Regions from separate parts of the Mus musculus genome. Here region 2 is linked to region 1. A link is a loop called in an ENCODE intact Hi-C map of the cell type or tissue named here. Cell type or tissue: heart. All regions are shown on one strand. Links, peaks and the distances in the headings refer to the core of each region. The heading gives the core; the rest is flanking DNA. Region 1 has its middle 30 kb from the start of Gm41208. Region 2 has its middle 63 kb from the start of Gm41207.

Region 1 (11,861 bases), core at 2,364-10,363:
CATCTCTGAATAAACACAAACCTGGCAGTCTTCTACTGTATGTGTGTTGGAGGCCTCCTATCAGCTGGCATATGCTGCCAGGTTGGTCCAGTATCTGAGAGATCTTGGGGATCCAGGTTAATTGAGACTGCTGGTCCTCCTACGGGATCACCCTTCTCCTCAGCTTCTTTCAGCCTTCCCTAATTCAACAACAGGGATCAACTGCTTCTGTCCATTGGTTGGGTGCAAATATCTGCATCTGACTCTTTCAGCTGCTGTTAGGTCTTTTGGAGGGCAGTCATGCTAGGTCCCTTTTTGTGAGCGCTGCATAGCCTCAGTAATAGTGTCAGGCCTTGGGACCTCCCCTTGAGCTGGATCCCACTTTGGGCATGTCGCTGGACCTTCTTTTCCTCAGGTCCTCTCCATTTCCATCCCTGTAATTCTTTCAGACAGGAACAATTTTGGGTCAGAGTTGTGACTGTAGGATAGCAACCCCATCATCCCTCACTTGATGTCCTGTCTTTCTGCTGGAGAGATGGGCTCTGTAATTTCTCTCTCGCTACTGTCGGGCATTTCATCTAAGGTCCCTTCCTTTGAGTCCTGAGAACTTCTCACCTCCCAGTCTCTGGTGCATTCTGGCGGATCCCTCCAACCTCCTATCTCCCGAGGTTGCCTATTTCCATTCTTTCTGCTGGCCCTTAGGGCTTCAGTCCTTTTCCTTCACCCAATATCAGATCAGGTTCTCCCTCTCCAGTCCACTTTCACTCCCAGGTTCCTCCCTCCCTCCACCCCCCCCCCACTTGTGATAGCTAGGCACTTATGCTGTGAACTTGCTTCTTTGAGCCACCTCCATTGTGTCCTACAAATTTGGGTAAATTATACTTTCATTTCCGTTCAATTCTAGAAAGGCTTTAACTTCCTTCTTCATTTCTGTCCTGTCCCATTTTTTTCATTCAGTTGAGAGTTGTTCAGTTTCCATGAATTTATAAGCTTTCTGTTGTTAATATCCACCTTTAATCCATGGTGATCAGATAGGATGCAGGGTGTTATTTCAATTTTCTTGCATCTGTTGAGACTTGCTGTGTGTTGGAGTATGTGACCAATTTTTGAAAAAGTTCCATGAGGTGTTGAGAAGAAGGTGTGTTCTTTTGTGTTTGGTGAAATGTTACATCCATTTGGTTTATGATGCCAGTGAACTCCAGCACTTCTTTGTTTAACTTTGGTCTAGATGCCCTATATATTGGTGAGACTGAGTTTTGAACTCACCCATATCAGTGTGTTTGTGTGTGTGAGGTGATACATGATTTAAGCTGTAATAATGTTTCTTTTATAAACTTGGATGTCTTGTGTTTGGTGCATAGATGCTAAACATTGCAATAGTCTTAGTGGATTTTCCTTAGATGAGCATGTAGTGTCCCACCCTATCTCTTATGATTAGTTTTGGTTTGAAGTCTAGTTTTTCCAGATATTAAAATGGCTATGCCAGCTTGCTTAGAGTATCATTTTTCATCCTCTTAGCCCAAGGTGATGTCTATTTTTGATGTTAAGCTGTGTTTCTTGGATGCAACAGAAGGTTGGATCCTGTTTTTGAATCCATTCTATTATTTCATATCTTTTTATTGGGGAACCGCAACAATTGTTGTTGAGAGTTCTCAGTGAGAAGTGCTGTTTATATTTAATTCTTTTGGTTGTTGTTAGGATGTGATTTCCTTTTTTTCTCCCCTCCTTTGACTTTTTGGTCAGATATTATTTATTCCTTCAGTTTTCTTGGGTGTGGTTAGCTTCTTTGGGTTTCAGTTTTCTTTATAGCACCCTCTATGGGGTTGGATTTATAAATACATGCTGCTTACATTTGGTTTTATTGTGGAATGTTTTCCTTTCTCCATCTATTGTGATTGAGTTTTTCTGGGTATGGTAGTCTGGGCTGGCATCTGTGTTCTCTTGAGCGTGTAGAACTCTCAAGATCCTCTGGCTTTTAGCATCTCCATTAAAAAGTGGAGAGTTAGTCTGATAGATCTGTCTTTATATGTTACTTGGTCTTTTTCCCTTGCAGATTTTATTATTCTTCCATTGTTCTGTACATTTAGCATTTTGATTGTTATGTGTTGTGGGGAATTTCTTTTCTGTTCCAGTCTACTTCGTGTTCTGTATGCCACTTGTATCTTGATAAGCACTGTCTTCTTTAGGTTAGGGAATTTTTCTTTTATGATTTTGTTAAAAATATTTTTGTGCCTTTGACCTGGGTTTCTTCCCTTCCTCCCATCCCTGTTATTTTTTATTTGCTCTTTCATCATGTTTCAAATTTCCTGGATGTTTTGTGCCTTAATGTTTTTTTAGATTTAACATTTCCTTTGACCAAGGAGTCCATTTATTCTATCTTGTCTTCAATGCATGAGATTCTGTCTCTCATCTCTTGTATTCTGTCAGTGAGTCTTGCCTCTAAGTTGCCTATTTGAGTTCTGTCTTAGTTAGGGTTTTACTGCTGTGAACAGACACCATGACCAAGGCAACTCTTCTAAGGAAAACATTTAATTGAGGCTGACTTACAGTTTCAGAGGTTTAGTCCATTATCATCAATACAGGAGCATGGCAGCATCCAGCCAGGCATGGAGCAGGAGGAGCTGAGAGTTCTACATCTTCATCTGAAGGCCACTAGAAGAAGACTGGCTCCCACGTGGTTAGGAGGAGGGTCTCATTGCCCACTCCCACAGTGACACACTTTCTTACACAAGGCCACACCTACTCCAACAAGGCCACAGCGTCTAATCATGCCACTCCTCAAACCACCACAAGTTCCTAAAGTTTTCATTTCCAATTTCCTCTCAGTTTGGGTATTCTTTACTGATTCTATTTCCTCTTGCAAAATCTGAACTGTTTTCTTCATTTCATTTCACTGTGTTTTTGTAGATTTATTTAGTCAATTTATTAATTTCCTTCCTAAAGACCTCTAATATATTCATAAAGGCTATTTTGATGTCTTTGTCTTGTTCTTCTGCCATATTGCACTTATCAGGTCCTACTGTTGTAGTGTTGTTTGGCTTTAGTGGAGACATATTGTCCTGCCTCGTATTGACTGTGTTTTTTATGCAGATGATCTGCTACAGAGCTGGGGATCAGAAAGGGATGGGTTTTGGATGAGAGGAGGGAGAATCTATTCTATTTTGTTGTAATTAATTGTTTTTTTTTTTCCCTAGGCAAGGCCTCTAGCTTTCCTGGAGCTCACTGTGTAGATAAGGTTGGCTTTGAACTCACAGAGTTCCACCTGTCTCTATTTCCAGAGAGATTCTAAAATAAGACCAGGTACTCACAGCAATGTTATTCATTGCCCTTACATTCTGGCCAATGTAACCTATCAAATTTTAAATGAAAAGGGTTCTGTGTGAGGGAAACACTTTTTTGTTCAACTATGGAAGATAATGTATTTGAAGTTGATGTTTGTCATTTCTTAAGTTTTGGCTTTAGATAGTACAAGCATGCTTAGACTTCATATCTACTGTCAACAGACCCCTCTTTAAACACACACACACAGAGACACACAGAGACACACAGAGACACACACAGACACACACAGACACACACAGACACACACACACACACACACACACACACACACACATACACACTTCTCTTCGCTGCCAAAGGAGCATGAGGTGTGAACAAAGATGGAAAGAGAATTCAATGACCATTCGCCAGTTTCCATGTCAGTCTGAAATGTCTGCTAGGTGAGTCTGATGTGTTCTTTCACTGAGTATGTAGAGCTGTAGCTGTTAACATCAGCCAAAGTCATTTCTCTCACTATGTTTGCACATGTAAAAGTAGAGATGAACTGAAATATTTCATATTAGATTCTCATCTCCCCATGATATCACTGTATCAGACCTTGGAAAAATGAAGACGAAAGTGTAACACCCATGAAGACTACAACAGCCAGAGTTTTATTAGGTTTGGAAGGAGTGACTTTTGTTTCTAAGGCAAACAAGCTCTTCCTCCAGTCCAATACGTTTTTTGGCTCTTCTGACACAAGCAAATGACTAAAGCAACAGAACTTTATTACTGTGCAAAGCTGTTCCTGATGAGAAGAGAATGATGAGCCCATGATTACTGTGTCAGGTGGTTTTCTTTTTTCCCCCGAGTTTGTGGCATGTATTAAAAGACACAAAGGCAGACAATTACTCAGACCCAATTCAGAAACTCACAAGCAAAGTCCAAGACCAAAATCATCATAAACTAAGACAAGCAGAACATTGCCTTCCATGAACACAAACTATCCATTTCAAAAGGGAGATACCTCATGTTATCAGATACACCTACGGCTGAAAATTACTGGAGAAGATTCATGACTCATATTGGAGGAAAGGGCACCAGAGCTAGAACTGTCTTCAGCTTGGTGATTGGAATAAAGCAGCCGAGAAAGACTCTGAATGATGTTTGGAGGAGGAGGAGTAAACTGGGGGCAGGCATATCCTGGTTTTTTTCTGTGAGTATATTCTCAACCCTTTCAAAGGTTATTGTGTAGGAATGCTACTTCTCAAACTAGTGCTATTAATGTCTTTACAGACGATTTCTACAGGAAAATATTATCCAAACATGACACTGAGGGAAATAAATTATTTGATCATGGTTCAAGAAACTTCAAAAAGTAGTTAAAAATAGGGATAGTTGCTGTCCAAAGAAAGCAAAGACTTGATGATGTGTAGATGGCCAGATCTTTTTGTTGGTGCCATGTGATTCCTGTCCTCCCAATACCAAAGACAATCTAGTGAGCCCAGTATGTGACGGTAGCTTTTATAGGCAAAGAAGATGAGGCACAAGGGGACTAAGGAAATTACCCACTATTATTAAAATGGCTGGCACAGAATGTAAGTACACATCTTCAAGATCCTCGTCACCACACCGTGGAGGACACTTAAGAGGATGAGACACGTCAGGAGAAGTTAGAAGAATGGCTGTCTGTTCTTCCAGACTCCTCAGCAATGTACACAGTAACCTGCCCTGAATGTGACCACTGTCAGCAAGATTTAGTGATTCCCCATTGTAGTAGCTTACTAGAAATGTTTAAAGGAAGGAATGCCACGACCATTGAAGGAGAATTTCTCTTTGAGGAGATACAAGGGGGATTTGGTTAAAAGACATAACATGAACTTCAGAGGAAGTTCTCACCAGGCTGAGATCCAATTCTAGGTTAACTATTTCAACCTGAATCAAAGGGGAAATGCTGGCAAGGCTAACAAAGAAGTTTAAAGTGCCCTCAGGTTCCGGAGGAAGTTGGACAGTTAGGCTGGTACTTTGCAGAGAGTACAGAAATGATCAAGTAACCAGCCAGCAGAATGTGAGGTATGTGCTGCGGGCCTGTCTTCGTGGTTCTTATAATTTGGCAAAATGGCTTTTTGGATCAGTGAAGCTGTAACATTGGGAGATAGCTGGGCGATGAGAATGAAAATGTGCCCCGCCCAGTCAGATACTTTAACAAAGATTCCTCCCCCACTCCTGTCCCTTTGCATTGTGTTTAGAAGATACCACCAACATTCAGCAGGAGACCCTAGCCCTTAGTCTATACCCAATGGGACAGTAATTCATCCTCTACAGTTTTAAGTTATGCACATGATACTATGAGGTTCTGAGGGATGGGTGAGCCTAGAGCTATGACACACAGCCAACCAGACTTCCCACCATAGTCCAGGACAGCATTCCATGCATATTCTAGGTCTCCAAGGGAAGAAAGGCTCTTCACCTTTTCTTTTTTAATTAATTAATTAAATTAATTAATTAATTAATTAATTTATTTTTTCCTCACCTCTTCTACAGGAGTCTCCCCTGTAAAACAGTGCTCTTTAAAATGGGTTGATAGCCATCATCCTTCTAGGAATTGAGACAAAGTCAGTGTCCAAACAGACCATCATCTTGGTCTTGGCTTGAAGCTAGTTAGTCATGTGACTTGTGTCCCAGAATGACCTTCTGGGTCCTGGGATGTCTTATGGGCTGCTTATTCTTCATGGAGGGTCTTGACAGAGCCCCTTTCTTTCTTGGGCCTTCCTAATTTCCATTTATCTCATAGGAATAATTGGTCCCCTCTCCAGGGGATCAAACCTGTTTGCTCCACATGACTCTTAGCTCTAGGAGCTCATCTCAGTGTAGCATCAACGCACACAAAAACTTCTTGTTTTGCTTTTCTTTGTCCTCTCCTCGAGTATATAAGTCCTTCATAAAAGGAAGGCAGCCAGCAGAGATCACATCGGACCAATGGGGCCAATCCTGGGACTTCATAGATGTTTGGAAGATGAGCCGATGCTGGAATCACGAAGGAACACAGACGCAAAGAGCATCCATTATGATGGGAAGAGTCAAGAACATGCCGATGTCAGGTAGCTTGGTTAGAATTCCAGTCCTGTCCCTTGTCAGTTAAATGACTTTAGACTCTTCTAAACCTTAATTATCTCACTTGCAGAATAACAACCACAGCAACGATAGCAGCCTAGAAAGATAATTACTTTGATATTATTGCAGATACGTCAGGACTGAAATGCAGTAAATGGGATAGTGTAATTATTTAGACTAGAGTTTGGCACATTCTAAAGGCTGAGCTAATATTAACAATACTCTCACCCCCTTGGTGTCAGCCTAATTCTTTCTCTGCTGGGGTACATTTTGAAGAAAAGAACTATTACTACATTTGGAAAAATTCTACAATTCTTATTTGAGAACGATAACATGGAATTTCTTTCCAAAGCAGCCACCAGTATCTCCGAATCATGTGGAGTCATTTACAAAGATGAATAAATATTTATCGCGCTGACATTGGCATGACTCCCAGCGTCAGAGGGTCTCATTACCAGGAATGTTTATGAATGGCTTCTCCCGAGCCATGTTTTACCGGCATAAAACTCACCACTAGGTGGCAGCTGAGAGAGAGTCCCCGGAAGTGAAGGCAAACACACCCTTTTGGCAGCTGCATCCGAGGCTTTGCTGTTCATACCCAAACAACTGACTCACCCAGTGAGCAGCGTCAGCCTGGAAAATGACAGGCACTGATTTCAACGGCCAGTGAAATATAACATCCCTGGGGCCAGAGCAGAAAGACAGATCTGGAAGCCTGAGAGCAATTTCCACGGAAATAAGAGAATTAGGGCTGCTGACAAATGAAGACACAAAAGCTTATAAACTACTTAAGTCTTTATGATAAATCACGTCCCTAGATAAAGAAGACTCGTATAGTCACGATTCTCCCGTGCACAAAAGCCTACGGTGACCATGATGGGTTTCGCAATTAGTAATGGGTGGGCGGGTAGGAAGGAACAATAACCTGGTGTTAGAATTTCTAGGGAGAACTAAGCAAATAGCACTCATCACACTTTCTCTGTTCATAACACCGACTAGGGAAAGAGACTGTCAGTGCAGTGTGACTATTGATGATATGCAGAGGACAGAGGGCATAGCACCGCAGGAGAGCTGAACAACAGCGGTAACATTTCCTTAAGCACTGACTCTGCAGAACCCTGTCTGCCTTCCACGCTGTCTCTCTCACCCTGCCAACTCCACTGCCTGGCAGCGGTGATTCATATCCCCATTTGACAACCAGGGAATTGGAGGCTTTCAGAGATTAACTTGCCTAAAGCTGGAGTTCGATTCCATATCCAAGATTCAAATCTCTGCAGTCTACCAGAGCTATGGTAACAGGAAGAAATCCAAGGTGGTCAGCAGGATTTGTGCACGTGTCCCAGCCTTCTTTGCTTCATCTCCTCCTGTACGTTTTGATGCTCTAATTAAGCTGCAGTGGGGCAGCATTATGGGCTGGCCTGAAGGCTACCAGTGCCGAGGTTGCACAGAAGATGGGGGCACCAGAGGATAAATAACAGTGCCCTTTTATTATCTTGAGGGTGCCTCCTCAAAATAAGAGGGCCATTGTAATTTCTTGTACTCCAAGGATTTGTGTGTGCCCCCTTGGCCACTAGTCACCATGACACATTTGCCCTTTCAATTCAACCTAGACTTTGGCTTCTGTGCCAAACATACTGGCAGAGGTCTACACGGTCTCTTCAGACCCAGAGGATGCTGTAAGAATCACCACCAAGTACTTTTCTTCTGACACTTCACCTGTTTGTTGACCTGACATTCCCCAAAGATCCAAGCTGACCCTCCAACCCCTTATTTTGTCCCTGGCTCCTCATTTCTGCCCAGTGCTAGGTGCAAAAGGGTGCTCATGAATGAAAAGATTCTTAGATTAGATATCTTTTCATTCTGTTTGCTTTCAGGGAAGATGGAGGGGAACTCCAAGCCATGTAATTTGTATTTAAAGCAGGAGCAGGCTCTTGAAGTACTGGCTTCAGGTCACAACCCTTGGGAGCTGACCCATGAGCTCTGAGACAGGATAAAAGTCTGGGATACACTTACCGTTGCTGAAGCTGTTCAAAGAACAGTGTGGGATATTACCTTCTCAGCTTGCTCAGGGGCCTGTGGCTGCTCACCTGGAAGTCCCTGTGTATATAAAGGTGACATGAAGAGAGGACTCCCTCCCACACAGACCACCACTACCACACACACAGGTACCATTGCAGTATTTCCTCCAGTGCTAAGCAATAGCTAGAATTTCCCCTAAGAGGGTGACAGCCCACACAGGTTTGCATTGGCCACAATAAACTTCCAGGCCATTTGTTTTCCTGTGATGTCATGACTCCAGCTTGCCCTAGCTCTTCCAAACCTTCACAAACATGGATGCACTCATTTCCAAACCCACACGGATACAGTGTTATAGTGTCAACACCACGCTCAGAACAATGGCTTAGAGTCCTCTACAGGTACAAAGTCCTGCAGCAAGCTCGTCTCATTGCAACCAGCATTTGCCCTCTGCCGAGATCCCTCCCCGTGCCCTCCTCTGTCCCCCATCTCATGCTTCCTACAAAGGCAAAGCAAAATGCACATTTTCATTCCTGTGTCTCTAGAGGTCTCAAATGAATATTGTCGATAGATTTTTCTGCTTCTAGGAAGCCAGAGGGAATAAAATAGCACGGTAAACGCCAGCTCTCTGTCACCCAGCTTTATCACATGTTAACCTTTTGGTGTATTGTCCTAGATTAGAGTTGTGGTTGAGGATTCCTGTGGGGAGTGGGAGAGCTACAGTCCACCTCTCTCTCTCTCCCTCTCCCCCTCTCTCTCCCTCCCCCCTCTCTCTCCCTCCCCCCTCTCTCCCTGTCCCCCTCTCTCTCTCCCTCGCCCCCTCTCTCCCTTTCTATTTTATTGTTACTAATTGCCAGAAGTCTCTAACTCCTGTTTCAGTGTTGATTTCTGCCACCCCCAAGGCTTTAAAATATTGGCTACTTAGATATGGAATCATAAATAGATACAACATTTCACTTAACTATTCTAACATAGAAATGAATCCTCCTATCTTTATGATTAGGTAAATTTTATCCACTCAGTGATATGACTGTTGGGAATTCAGAATATTGATGTGGGCTGCAGTGGGGAACGTGCCTGCCACGAAGCCTGGGAACTTGAGTTCAGGCCCTGAGAACTCATATACAAAGCCAGCTGTTGTGTGTGCACCAATCATACCATCACAGGAGAGGCCAACACAAGACGGGCTTGCTCTACAGAACTGGCACAAAACAGCTCTTCTATTCTCTGTGGTCAGTGACATTTGGTTACTGTCTATTGTTTTCTCTGCAGTTTCCTCAAAGCTTGCATCATGACAGGATGTTGGATTTCAGCAAAGACAGCTCTCTCCATCTGTTGAGATGATCATGTGATTTCTGTCTTCAAGTTGGCTAAAATGCTGTGTAACTCCTATTGTTTTTTTTTCCAAGTGTTAAAACATATTTTTATACCTGGAATGAAGCCTTCTAATTTTCTTTTGTGTGTGCGGCAAATGGTTCCAACATGTTGAATTTTGTTTGCAAGTATTTTATTGAGGACTTTTAGCATCCACACTCCTTAGGGACAGTGGCCTATGTAGTGGTTTGAATGTGACTACTCCATACCCCAATAGCCTCAGATAATCGAGGATTTGGTTCCCAGTCAGTAGCACCGTGTTTAGGAGGTTTGTGAGGAGTGTGTCATGGGAGGTGGACATGCAAGCATTGTGCCACTTGCAACTCCCCCTCTGGGTGACTTGTGTTTAAATTTGAAACTGTGAGTCGCAAACAAGATGGCGGCGCCCAGTGGAGTCGAGGCCACGCTGGGGGTTTGCCAAGGCTGACTCTCCGTCCCGCTCTCCCTTTGGGTGCCACTCGGGGCGAGCGGGAGGACAGGGGCCGGGCAGGGACAGGGGCACTTGCGTGGTTGGACCGCGAGCCCGTGCCCAGCCTGCGCCGCCCCCACCCGGCCCCGACCCCGACCCGGCCCTTTCCGACTCCGTCCCATCCTTGCGGGTCTCCTCCCGGTCTGACCCGTGGCCAGGCTATGTTTACAGCTCCAGGCTCCTAATGCTGAGGTGCTTCCTCCAGTCCGGGCTCGCTGTCACTTTAGAGATGTTTCACCTCTTTGCTCCCGAACATTCCGCCTTCCAAGCCGGGGACACCGTTCCCTCCTGTAAAAGTTCCCTGAAGCCCACTTCTGTAGCCCTTGCTTCACCCTTGGTTAGACGTTCGCATCCCTTCCAAATTCACTCCGATCTCGCCACAATAGTGGCAACCTTGACACCGCTTTCCCTGAGGAGCCAGCCTTCCTTTTGTCCTGAACTCTGCAGCTCTATCATGGAGCCTGTCTACTTGGTGGTGAATGGGGTGGGCTTGGTGCTGGACTTGCTGAACTTGACGTTGGATCTCAACTTCCTGCTCACGTCCTCCCTCCTGGCTACCCTGGCCTGGCTTTTGGCCTTTATCTACAATCTGCCACACACGGTACTGGTACTGACCAGTCTTCTGCACTTGGGTCGAGGATTCCTGCTTTCTTTGCTGGCCTTAGTTGAAGCTGTGGTCCGATTTACCTTCGGGGGACTTCAGGCCTTGGGGACGCTCCTTTATAGCTGCTGCTCTGACTTGGAGAACTTAAAGCTACTGGGGCACCTGGCCTCCCACGGAGCTCTGAGGAGCCGGGAATTCCTGAATATGGTCCTGAACATGGTCTCCAATGGCCATGCTTTGCTGCGCCAGGCCTGTGACATCTGTGCTATTGCCATGAGCCTGGTGGCCTTATGTGATCAACAGTCTGATCAACATCTGCCTTATTGGCACCCAGAACTTCTTCTCCCTGGTGCTGGCCCTGTGGGATGCTGTAACCGGGCCTCTTTGGAGGATGACAGACATGGTGGCTGCTTTCCTCGCTCACAACTCCAGCAGTGCAGTGGCTATGGCCATTCTCCTGTGGACCCCCTGCCAGCTAGCACTGGAGCTGTTGGCCTCAGCCGGCCGCCTTCTGGCCAGCTGTGTGGTTTTCCACCTCACTGGATTGGTGTTGCCAGCTTGCGTACTGGCAGTAATTTTGATTGTGTTGCATCCAGAACAAACCCTGAGGCTGGCCACCCAAGCTCTCAGTCAGCTTCATGCCCGCACATCTTACCACCGGCTTTGGGAGGATATCGTTCGGCTGTCTCGCCTTCCACTAGGTCTGGAGGCTTGGTGCAGAGTCTGGAGCCGCAGCCCACAACTGGCCAGTTGGCCAAATCGGGGCAGAGCACCAGGAGCCCCCCAAGGTGGCCCCAGGAGGGTGTTCTCAGCCAGGATCCAGCCACAGGACACTCCTCCTGAAGCAGAAGAGGAGATCATCCGAGCTGCACCAGCTAGAGGCCGAGAGCAACTCAACAAGGACGAGCCTGCCGCTGGGCAGGACCCATGGAAGCTGTTGAAGGAGCAAGAAGAGCAGAAGAAGTGTGTTATCTGCCAGGACCAGAGCAAGACGGTGCTTCTTCTGCCCTGCGGGCACCTGTGCCTGTGCCAGGCTTGCACTGA
Region 2 (11,861 bases), core at 1,603-9,602, 51 kb after region 1:
ATGTGTAGTCTTCCTGTGGGTGCAGATGCAGCAACTATCCCTCTGTGACCCTTGTGGGGAGATGAGTGCAGAGCATGTTCTGTGCTGTTCCTTGCCCATGTGCAGGTGCAAAGCCTGCCTCTGTGGTCCTCTCAAGTCTAACAACCATATCTCCACTGAATGGACCATGAGCTGGTTTGGGTTTAAAGATGTCATCTTCTCTACCCAAAGGAATTCTGCAAGTCATGTCTTAGAGGATAGTCCTATGACATTTTGTCTGGTCTCTCAGAGCAAGCCATTCAAAGAAAGACCCTTACCTCTAGTACCAGATGCCCATTGACTTATTTAGCCAGGGTCTTTTTAAAATGGCTTCTTGCCACTGCTTAAATTTACCTCTGAGAAGGAAGAATTTTTCCAGCATCAGTATAACTCCCAAGATCATTACTTAGTTGGGTTGAAAATCTGCTCAGTGATGCGTCTTATAATTTTGAATCTTTGATCCCCACTTTGGTCTCAGTACCTCTCTTCACCGGTGCATCTGCCATATGTGCCATCGGTCTCTCATAGATCAAACAGTAATGATGAGAGTAGGTAACCTTGCCATGTTCCCTGATCTTAGACAAAAGGCTTTCAGCCTTTGCCTGTTGAGTATGATGTTAGTTGTAAGCCTGGCTTTTGTTCTATTGTGGTAGTTTCTGTTTATTCTTAGCTTGTTGTGTGTGTTGTTTGTCGACTGCATTTGCTACACTGATTGAAATGACTTTGTACTTTTGTCCTTTGTATTTTTAACAAGGACTTGTTACAGTCCTTAACTTCCGTGTGTTGAACCATCCTGGCTTTTCAGGTATGAGTTCTACTTGGCCATCATGGATGATCCTCTAAACAGCTGTTGTAATCAGTTTATTAGGGTTTTTAAAGTTTGCATCAGTTTTAAATGGGAGATATTAGTCAACTTTTATTTGTATCATGCCTTTGTCTAGCATTGTATTAGGGTAACACTAGCCTTACATAGTGAGTTTGGATGTCTTTCAGAATTGGGAATGATTCGGGTTCCTTGTTCTTTGAACATTTCTAGTCCTTTTAATTCATGTGTCATAGCCCTCTTTTCATTACTAACTTTAAAAATTAGGACTTCTCTCCTTTTTCTAATATAATTGAAATCTTGTCAATTTTTCTCCTTTGGTCTTAAAAACAAAACTACAACACTATCTTGCCTGCCCAAGACCTATAGGCACCTCCCATGTCACATCCAAGCTCTCTGCCCAGCCAGAGATCTACACATCTTGCCTATAGAGACCATTACAGAAAACCACAACCAATCAAAATGCAGAAACAAGTGATCAAGTAGCGGTAAGCCCTAACTAATATAGATACATTATAACACAATTCCTGCACCCAAGTCTCAGGAAACATGGAGGAAAGGGGGCAGAAGGACTGTAAGAAGAATAGGAAGTCTGCTATAGGGAAAGCTGCACACTTGAACTCTCACAACATGGCTGCCTAAACAAGACATCAACAAGGAAGACACCAATAGATGTGCCAACATGGAAGAGGGAAAGCCCACAGGGCTCCAACCCGATTTTCTTATATGAATGGCCACTCCTACTCTTTAGGGTAGAGTGAGCTGAACTCCCTTAGTTTCTGTTTAACTGAGAAAGTCTTCAAGTCTTCTATAGTTTTGAAAGGTAGCTAGCCAACCACAATTTTCTTAATCAGTAGGGCTCTTTTCTTTCAGTACTTTGACTATACAAATTCACTCCCTTCTAGGACGGCTCCCTCTGGGAATTCACAGTTCAGTAGGAACCCCATCATGTGATGAGTCGCTTTTCTTTGTCTGCTTTGAAATTTTCTCACTGTCTGTGACTTCTGACAACTTGACTATGACATGCCTTCTAAGTCTTTTAACTGTCTTTCCACTGGAGTTCTTTGGGCTTCTCAAATTTGTATATTTAGTCTCTCATCAGTTGGGGGAAATTTCAATATATTTTTTTAATGTATTACCTACTTCTTTTTTCCTTTTTTTGTCCTGGAAGTGCCATTCATATATGCTGTTGTCCTTGATGCTGTCCAGATGTCCTGTGGGCTCTGTTATTACCCCTGTGGATTGGATTCTCCTTTCTGGCCATTGAAGAAGTCCTCTTCTCAAGCTCACTGACTATTCTTTTTCCTGCCCAATCAAGTCTGCTGTTGAGGTCGTCGGGTGCATTTTTTCATTTCAGTTACTGCAGTCTTCTATTTTCCTGATTCCATTTATTTGTATATCTATGTTTTCTTTTATTGAGCATATTTATCATTATAATTATTAGTCATTTATATGGCAATTCACATTTCTGCTTTTTCTTTAAAGAGCACATTGCTGGAAATTTAACTTGCTCCTTAAAACATATTATAGTTTCTTATTTTTTCCATATCTCAGTGTTTTGTTGTTGTTGTTGTTATTGATGGGATTTTGGCATTTAAAAAAACTACACAGTCTTCCAGATTTTTCCATTTGATTTTATATAAAAGGAAATTTCCCTAGTAAGATAGACATTCTGAAAACTTCTCAGGGAGTTTCTGAACATGTACCTTCTGTGAGCTGTGAGTATAGCCTATCAGAAGAGGTTTCCAAGTTTCTATTAGAAATTCCCTCAGATGTCTGATGCTGCAACCTGTCTGGTGCTGTGGTTAACCATGATACAGGTATCCCATGTATTTCTGCCACACTGTAGAATCTGGCTGACCACCTTCATTCTCTGGCATCCCAGATCTGGTGGGCTGTTTTTACTAGTGTGGCTCTGTGACTTAAGACAGAAGGCAGTCCCTGGTCAGAAAGTCTGACATCTAGGAGTTAAAGGTTTCTTCTCTATCACCCAGTATGGTATGTGGGATATTCTGGTGAAAGTCAAACAGTGGAGAGCATCTTAGATTTTCTACTGGGCTTCATCATCATCTGGGGTGTAGGAAACTTTACTTGGTCCTTGGAGTTTTCACAGATACACTTAAAATGTTTGCTGTTAAATTTGTGTTTCAGTTGGGGAAGATGATTTAAGCCCTCCCTGCCCACTATATTGCTGATGTCATTCCTCTGTCTTTTATTGACAGAAATGCAGAAATTTGCAGTTTTCTTCAAACAAGCACACCCAATGTGTGCTTCTTACGGTTCTCATCTTCCATAACCCTTGCTGATAATGGCACTGGTAATGGTTTCTTTAGAATGCCCACTGTTGAGATAGATAAACACTTAACAATCTGTTTTTACATTGTTCTCTACCTCTAAACTCATTTTGTTTTGGTTGACAGCAGATTTTCCCCTTTCCTCTGGACACTTAGTCTAAACATGGTGTTGTTACATAATTGGAATCACAGACATTTCTGAGGAGGCCAGGGAACACCAGGAATAAGAAATTGCCCATTAGATACCTACAGGCTATGGCATCTTCTTGGAAGCTCATCTCCAGATGGCGAGACCAAGAGGAGTGGAACACCAAGGAGCAAGAGATGTCAGCTTATAAACAAAGTGACACAGGTACTGAGTCCTGCCAGGGAGCCACTTGTAAAGCATGAACTGCCAGATGCACTCATGTGGGGGACCTGGTGCTGAGGATGCTGTTGACCCTCTATGGCATTTCTTACCCATGACTGAGTGTTTCAAACGGCGCCAGTTAGCCCTACAAGTTGGTGAGACTCCAAAATGTTAGGTCACCAAAAAGCACATCAAGGAAAGGAATGAGTAAAACAGATTTTCTGAAGAGCTTTTTTTTCTGGAATAGTCAGTTCTGGGACCTGACAGTTTTACTGTCCTTTGTCAGCAAGAAAAACTGCTCTCTAACAACTGGTAGAGTGGGCAGAAACCACTGAGCCTAGCATGTTACCCTTGTTAAAAAGAAGACTGTTGCAGAGGTGGCACCATGTGGCATGTCACGTACTAACTCTGCCCAGTACCACATAATAGCATAAGCTTCCTGATGGGTTTATTAGGAATTGTAGAGGAAGGGAAACTCGGCCATGGAACAGAGGAGACTGTAGACTCTACACTGTGATACTAACTTCCAGAAAAAGCAGAGACTATTTTCTTTGTCGCAGTATCTGGGGTTCCATAGGTGCAAGAATGCAATTTTAATCAGAGGCAAACCCAGTGGAATTCCAGCTATGGGACCAAGGATCTACTAGTCCATGTGGATCTTTCCTTACTCATGTCTATTCTTTGTGGTCCACATTCCAAGCCTTTCTGATTAAATGCCTTTGGACAATTTGCAATTTCTCAAAACCCATCCCCCCTTGTTTGGCTTTACTTTTATACTATTTCTAGGGCTCTTAAAAGGATGGAGTGAGATCATGTGCATGTTGGGGTGTTTTGTAAAATGTTTTAAAATGCCAAGTGCTGCTGTTTTTGAGACTTGATAGAGATGCTCTGTTTTGCACTGGATGGAAATGGTCCCAAATGACCAAGGGAGATTTAGAGGAGCCCAGCTAAGGAGCAAGAGTAAATGTGAAGATGAGACTAAAGGTACACAGAAACCAGAAGCTCCACCCAGGATTTTTTGTTCTGTGGCTTGTAGAGCTACCGTTTGTGTATTAGCTTTGAACCCCTCTCAAGGCAAGCACATCTGAGGTATAGAGTGTGTTCCTTTTGCTTGTCCCCTGTGTACTATATATTGTATACTGCTCAAGCAAGCAGGAAACATTTGTTGAGTTTTTTTTTTAAAAAAACAAAACAAAACAAAACAGAACAAAACAAAACAAAACAAAGGAATGATTTGATGCAGGGTGACATCAGTGCAGTGGCCAGAGAGAAATGAGGAACAGAAATTGCTCCCTGGATGTAATTTGTCCAGGCAGAGTCAAAACTCTTCTTGTCATTTCCTGTTTTAAAAACTCTGTTGGCTCATTACAGTACAAGAAATAAAGTCCCTGCATATTAGAAAAGGACAGAAAGGTCCCTTAAATAAACACACACACACACACACACACACACATCCAACCTATGTCTGTAATCTTATCTCTCATCTTGCAATTTCTTTGACCTCTAATTCTTTGCACAGCTGTAGTCTAAGGTGACAAAGGTTCTTAGAGTCCCCTGGACTTCTTAGTCTCTCCACAGGCTTCCTTCTTACCTTGGAAAGCTTCTGTGTTCTTGGAAGATTTAGCATTAATTCTTCTTGCTCTGTAACATGCTCCCTAATGTCTCATTGCATGCATCCGTTCATTTGTTCATTTGTTCGTTCATTCATTAATTCATTCACTCACCAAGTTTTCCCTTGGTGCCCGATATGAGTCAGACACTGGTGTAAGTACTGGACACAATAGTGAACAGATAGGACCAGAGGTCTGTCCTTATCAGATGTTCATTACAAAGGAAAGACAATATGAGTGGTGTCCAGAGGTGGTAAAAGTGAGGGGGTATGAAAGAGTTGAAGAAGGCTACAAGTCTTTTTATTTATGTAAAATGTGATATATCAGTCAGAATTGGCTGGTTATATTGCAATAACAAACAATTCTCCAAACCTTAGAGGTTTATAACAACCATGATTTGCTCCTACTTCATACCTCATGACCACCAAAGAACATCTGAGACTTGGATTCTTTATTCCTCACTCTAGACAGGCTCTAGAACAGCACTTACCAACATGTAGGTCACGACCCCCCACAGGGTCACATAGCATATATTTACATTACAATTCATAACAGGATCAAAATGACAGTTTATGAAGTAGCAACGAATTAATTTTATGGCTGAGGGTCAGGTTGAGAACCACTGCTCTAGAGGAAATTTCTAGTTGCCCTACTAGGGGAAAAAGAAAAAAAAGGTAAGACACAAAACTAGCTATTAAAATTTTTACCTGAAAATGGCTCACATTTCACTAGCCAAAAACTGGACATAGGATCAACCTGAGTTAAATAGGACACACGACAATTCTCCCATCTCCTTAAAAGGAGAGTGAACTAACATGTGTGAACAATCTGAATGCTTGCTACACATGGCTCGTGAGAGCCATTCTGAACAGAGGACATCTGCGCCAAATAACAGGAAAGCAGGGAGCTAGCTAATAGATCTGGGGAAACTGTCGAGCCCTGCTCCTCAGATTATACAGCCTGGAACATTATTCGGCCCCTTTCCCTCTTCCTTTCACAGCCCGCCCCCAATCCATCTTGACAGCTGTACTTCCAGAGCATCGAGATCTGGCCGGAGCTCACTGCCTCTGTCTGACTCACCATCCTCTGGAGGATGCAGGAATTTTCGAACTTCTGTTTGCTTCTGACCTCCTTATGTCATCCACATGGACCTTTTTCAAATCGACATTATCATGATGTTTCTCTGAGGAAAGCCTAATGCATTTCCATCCTTCTTTGAGTGAAAGATAACGTTTTTATAGGGTCTCACACGGTCCGGTCCCTGTCCCACCTACCCTGGTATCTCTCCAGCCCCAATAATTGCTTTCATTCTGGGTCACTTTGTGCCAGACACTAACCACTTTGAGCTTTGTTCCTTCAGTATACACTTGAAAGCTAAAGATATACTAAAAACATCAATGCATATTAGAATTGCTCCACCCATTTGTGTTTACCATGGAGTCATTTTGTTTTCGTGCTATTCATTGTCAGTCATAGTAAAAATGTCATGTATGGCTCAGCATGTTATCACTACACATTGGAGTGGGAAATGGGGAGCCGACTGACTGAATAGATAGATTAGAACATGAGTGTATGGGTGGATAGATTAAGTAGATAAAGAGGCAGCCTTCCCCTCCATTGGAGCTGTAGTGTGTGCTGTGGGATTCTCTGAGCTGTTATTAACTAGATGCTCACCATTACAGGGAAAGTCTGCCTGCAGAGGGCCCTGTCTGAACTTAATCAGCATTTTAAGGAGACCAAAAAAGAGGCAAAATGTTTTCTTCCTTTCTGAAATAGATTCAAGTTTTGAAACCATTTTTTCCTTGTTAGATGACTCAACCGTAAGAGAGATACAGACTATGGTGGTGAACCCCAGGTTATTTCTGAACCCCATCATTTGTCATATCTAGTTAGGGGATAGGAAGGAAGACACAAGTACCATATTAATAATAACATTGAAATTGAATATGCCAGGGCCTTTGTAATCTCTGTTCAATGCATTTTATATTCAAGGCTTGTGGTTAGCTTTCTCAGATATGAATATAAAATCTTACCCCCTCCACCCATGTGGACCTATGGAAACTCAAAGCACTGGACCATGTCCCAGAAGAAATTGCACCTGAAGTGTAGGTTGTGAACTTTGCTGCTAAGACAAGTGATAATATTCAGTGTAAGTACAGAAAAGCAAAATATAGAGAATATACCAGAACAAAACTCATATACATCCAACTACATAGATGGCAATTCCTTTCATTTGGTGAGAGGAAAATGGTTCCTTTCCAGTCAGAACCAAAGAGGCCATGTGGTTTTGCTACATTTCTTGGAGATTAGATTCTGTGGTTTGTCTGCCTGCCATGTTGTGAATTGCCTTTTCGAAGTTCTAGTTGAAAGGAAGAAATGGACCAGTAACTAGGGATGTGGAGAAGTTTCCCTGTGAGTACAGAGTGATGTTATCCACAGGCTTGCTGATAGACAACTCAAGGCCACATCAGACAGCTTGTAAGTCTTAGAATACTTAATGACACTTTGTATGATTGTCTTACTGTCATCTTTCACAATTCAACTAGATGGTAAACCCCTGTTTAGAAGGGTTCATAATATCTATGATTACAACACATCCCTATATCATATGTTTGAGTATTTACTTATATATGATGTCTTGACTTACAGTTGTTGACTTATGTGGAGCAAAAGCAACATGCTTTTTAGTAGAAACCAATGTTTTAATTTTGGTCCTTTGCTGGGCTAGCAATATGCAATACAAACTTCTTCAGGATGCTTGGCTGGGCAATAAACCCCAGGCCCATCAGTCATGTGTCAGAAGACCTAGAGCTAATTATCCAATGTGTTCAGAGCTACTGAGTATTGGAAGATTGGGTGTACTAAACACACTTTCAGCTCACAAGATATTTGACTTCTAATATACTTATCACAGTGTAAAATCCCATTGTAAGGTGAGAAGAAGCTATATGACAATGTTGTAAGATGTCTTACATTTCTCTAAATATAACCAATTCTAAGCAATATAGTACATAGTTAAACAAGTTAAAAATCTATAGGAGATTCAGTTGCCTAATCTATTGATCTAAAATGAGCTTCTTGATCAATATGATAATTGCATAGTGTTGTCTTTAATGTTTCTCAACCTGTTTTAATAAGCATTCATAAACTCTTTAATCTCCCTTCTAGTCCACCACCCACCAGAAGTGGTGGTGGAAAAGAAAGGCTGTTAGGATACAGGGGAAGGTGACCTGTTTATAAATTGTTCTTTGGAGCAAATCCAATCTGTGTTGTCAGGAAATTAATAGTTCAGTTCACAGAAACCAGCAGTGGCTGCTTGATCCACTCACAAACACTCCACAAATATACCAGCAGTCCAGTTTAGTAGTGTTCAGGATTGCAAACACAAATTAGCAGAGGTGGCAAGACCTAGTAGAAATAGCCAGGCCTCCACTGAAGCAGCGTCAGCAAGAGCAGCCAGGACCACCAGGGACGACAAGAGAAGTTCTCTGCTGTGCCTCCCTCAGTGAATTGAAGATCAGCAAAGACACGAGACCAAGGAAGAATTGCAAAGCTAGCCATGTAAGCCCCCATTGCTGTCCATTGAGTCCTATCTATACTCCCTCCAAACATCATGTGTTCTCCACAGGTTTTGCCTCCCCATGTGTCCTTCCCTCAGTGTGTGAGTCTGTCTTAGCCAAACTCCACGTGAGTTTGTATCAGCTGACATCACTCTGCCAATTGGCCTGAGACCAAGGAAGTGGTGAGAAGCCAACAGAACACCACCAGAATTTTTTTTGGGGGGGGGGCTTATTTCTCTTTTTGCCTTTATTACAAATGGAGCTCAACAACGCAATGTAGGGCAAACCAACACACTCGTGTCTTTAGTGAAGAATCCTTGACCACTCATCCTTCACCTGCTTGCTTTAGCAAAACATCCTTCCACCTGTGTCTGCTTCAGGTGAAAACATTCCTTCATGTATTTGGCCCAGCAAAACACCAACCGACGCCACTGACTTTCCAAAGACCCCATAAGTTTCCACTTCAGTATAGGATACTGTGGTAGAGGAAATGGCTTTCTCTGGATTGGAGGTCATCTCAAATCCTAACAACTATGATTACCCTAGTATAGCTCTAGTTGGATTTTCTTGTGTAGTGTTCATAGAATAGGATTATGTCCAATGCTGACAGGATACATCGGGTATATTCTGACCTATGTTTTTGTCTTCATGGATGAGTATTTATCTTTCCTTCTGATCCAGATAATGGAGACACATGTGGTATTGCTAATCATTGAGTTCTCTCAACTAATTGCGGTTTATAATCCTGGGTACGTTGCTCTCTTTCTTCAGTCTCATATAACCTTGAAGCTTGTTCTTATGTTCTGGAACCACGTTCTTCTGGAACAAAGATTTAATAAATCCATAAATAGGGTGCTAATTAAGTCATGGCAGACAGAAAAACTATATCTGGCTTAAATCTCTCTGAGGTATTGAAGCTTGTTTTTGGTGGTAGGGGTATAGCTTGGTATTGAAGCTTGTTTTTGGTGGTAGGGGTATAGGCAGGTTAGCAGTATCTGGAACATATTCAAGGTCTCTGCAGAATGACCTGTTATGCAAGGCTTGGAAGTTGATGGTTCACTGAGGCAATCCTCTTACAGCAGAGAGAGTTCCTTAATACAGTTTGACTTAGAACTTTCAATTTTACAATACAGTGGGAATAGTGCAATTCAATTGAAACTGTACTTAAACTTTTGAATTTTAGTCTTTTTAGGTACTGGATAAAAATATAGAAATATCCAGTGCCTAAAAATGATGCCCAGCAGTTGTGAGGCATAGGTCCCAGGAAGTCACTCAACTACCAGGCTAAGCAACCAATGAGCTACATGCAGTGTATTATGTTGCTGAGCTGTGATGTGTGGTAGGCTAAGTATATTAAATGCATTTCTGACTTTAAATGTTTTTGACTTCCGATGAGTTTATCAGGTTTAATTTCTTTGTAAGTGAAGGAATGTATGTATATATACCGTTCTATCCTCTTAGGTCAAAGCAAGCTATGTCTCGCATTTCCTGCTTTGAAAGACATAGTTGGATAGCTGCATTTCAGAGACTGTAAGGTGTGCATATGCTTAATGATTTATTTACTTTTATTTTATGTTTATGAGGTTTTCTTGTTTGCACACATGTGTGTGTCCTGAGTGCATGGCTGGTGCCCATGGAAGCCAGAAGAGAGCACTGGATCTCTTGGAACTGACGTGCTGGGAACCAAACCAGGTCCTCTGTAAGTGTAACAAGCGCTCTTAACTGCTGACCCATCGCTCTTGCCCCAGGTGTGTCCATGTGCTTCACAGGCTAGGCACATTTGCTTCAGTAAAGAGATCATATGAGTCCCGTAAGCAGAATAACTCTCTGATTGGGCTTACAATAAACTAGTATCATTATTCAAAAATGTATGCAGTTTTAATGATGACCGAACTGTCATCCAGATGGGAATGTGAAAGCCTATCTTTTCATATCCACAATAATGGAATTTATGGCTTCAACTGACCAAGCACTATGAACTGCATTGTATACCCTTAACTTCATATGTGAAGGCTTAGTCCATAAAATGATTGCTCATGGAGAGAGAGTTCTTAAAAAGTAGTTAGAATTAAAGGAAACCAGGAAGCCCTTATTCTATTGGACTGTTGATCTTTAAGCCATACTTAGCCACTTTCTCTGACAGCACCCCCCCCACTTGTTCACACATGCCAGGAAGCACACATAGTATGAAGATACAGAAAGGCCATATGAACACATTGTTCACACATGCCAGGAAGCACACATAGTATGAAGATACAGAAAGGCCATATGAACACATAGGGAGATGGAAATCAGCTGCAAGCTAAGGAAAAGGCTTCGGAATGAAACCTACCTCGTCAGCACCGTCACCTTGCACTTCCCATACTCAGAGCTGGGAGAGATGTGTTTCTCCTGCTTAAGCCACCCAACCTGTGACACGATGTTAAGGAGACCCAAACAAACTAAGATATCGGAGGTGAGGCGTTGCTTTTGACTTGCTCTTTTGAGGGAAGAGGACAAGAATCCAGTAAGTGGACTCTAAAGACTTCTGAGTAACTCTATTCTCATGTCTATACTTGAGATGTGCTAAGAAACTAGGGCAATAACTACGGGGTAGGTTTGGGCTCTTACTGAGTTTCCTGTGAGGTGGTACTCAAGAGAAATCTCCACTTGGCTCTGTTTGGCTCTCATAACCCACTGTAGGGAATGAGTTTTAAGCTTGGTGTTTGGACATTACTGTTGCTTAGGGACTGTGTCTAATATCCTGAATAAGCTAGCGGTTTCTTTTTCTGTTTGTAAATAACCACAGGATCCCTTGAGAAACCACTGGATGACATATACAATACAAATGTGATAATTACAGACTATTTCTTAAGTAATCGAAACCTACCTACCTATCCTTTCAAGGGCTTGAAATTGACACCCGCTTAAGAAAAAAAGGTATTTCTTTTATGATTCCTGAAGTAGAGCCTTTGTTCATAATACTTAGTGCTTTGAGGGTTTCACCACTTATATGGTAGTGTCTTTATAATGCAGTCTTTATTTTTCTTCTTAGGTTGGTGCATTTCCATTTGTCTCTGGGTTCCAGTATCAATATAACCTGGAGAGCTATTTGAAATGCTAATCCTTTGTTCCTGTCCATATTTACTGAGTCACAAACTCTAGGGATGGAGCCCAGGTACTAATCATGGTTTTATTTATCTATTGTGCCTTACAAACTTTCCTGGT

Evidence for each region. A loop is a pair of places that touch in the nucleus more often than their neighbours do. Peaks named below come from ENCODE experiments on the same cell type or tissue, not always from the same donor. Only the 100,000 strongest peaks of a DNase experiment are listed, where the experiment ranks them.
Region 2: a loop joins it to region 1, with 4 times the contacts of the local background. A loop is called at or near these places in 9 of 42 quality-filtered maps.

Annotation. Positions count from the first base shown.
Region 1 is chr14:72,978,711-72,990,571 of GRCm38, reverse strand. It overlaps the pseudogene Gm9198. Among named protein-coding and RNA genes, the nearest start is that of Gm41208, 30 kb to the left of the region's middle. In heart, for the core only: CTCF peaks have their summits at 6,670 and 6,869 (motif pointing right); DNase peaks (open chromatin) are centred at 6,931, 7,541 and 9,561; H3K4me3 peaks cover 596 bases.
Region 2 is chr14:72,926,757-72,938,617 of GRCm38, reverse strand. No RefSeq gene overlaps it. Among named protein-coding and RNA genes, the nearest start is that of Gm41207, 63 kb to the right of the region's middle. In heart, for the core only: no CTCF peak of the experiment used is centred there; a DNase peak (open chromatin) is centred at 6,097.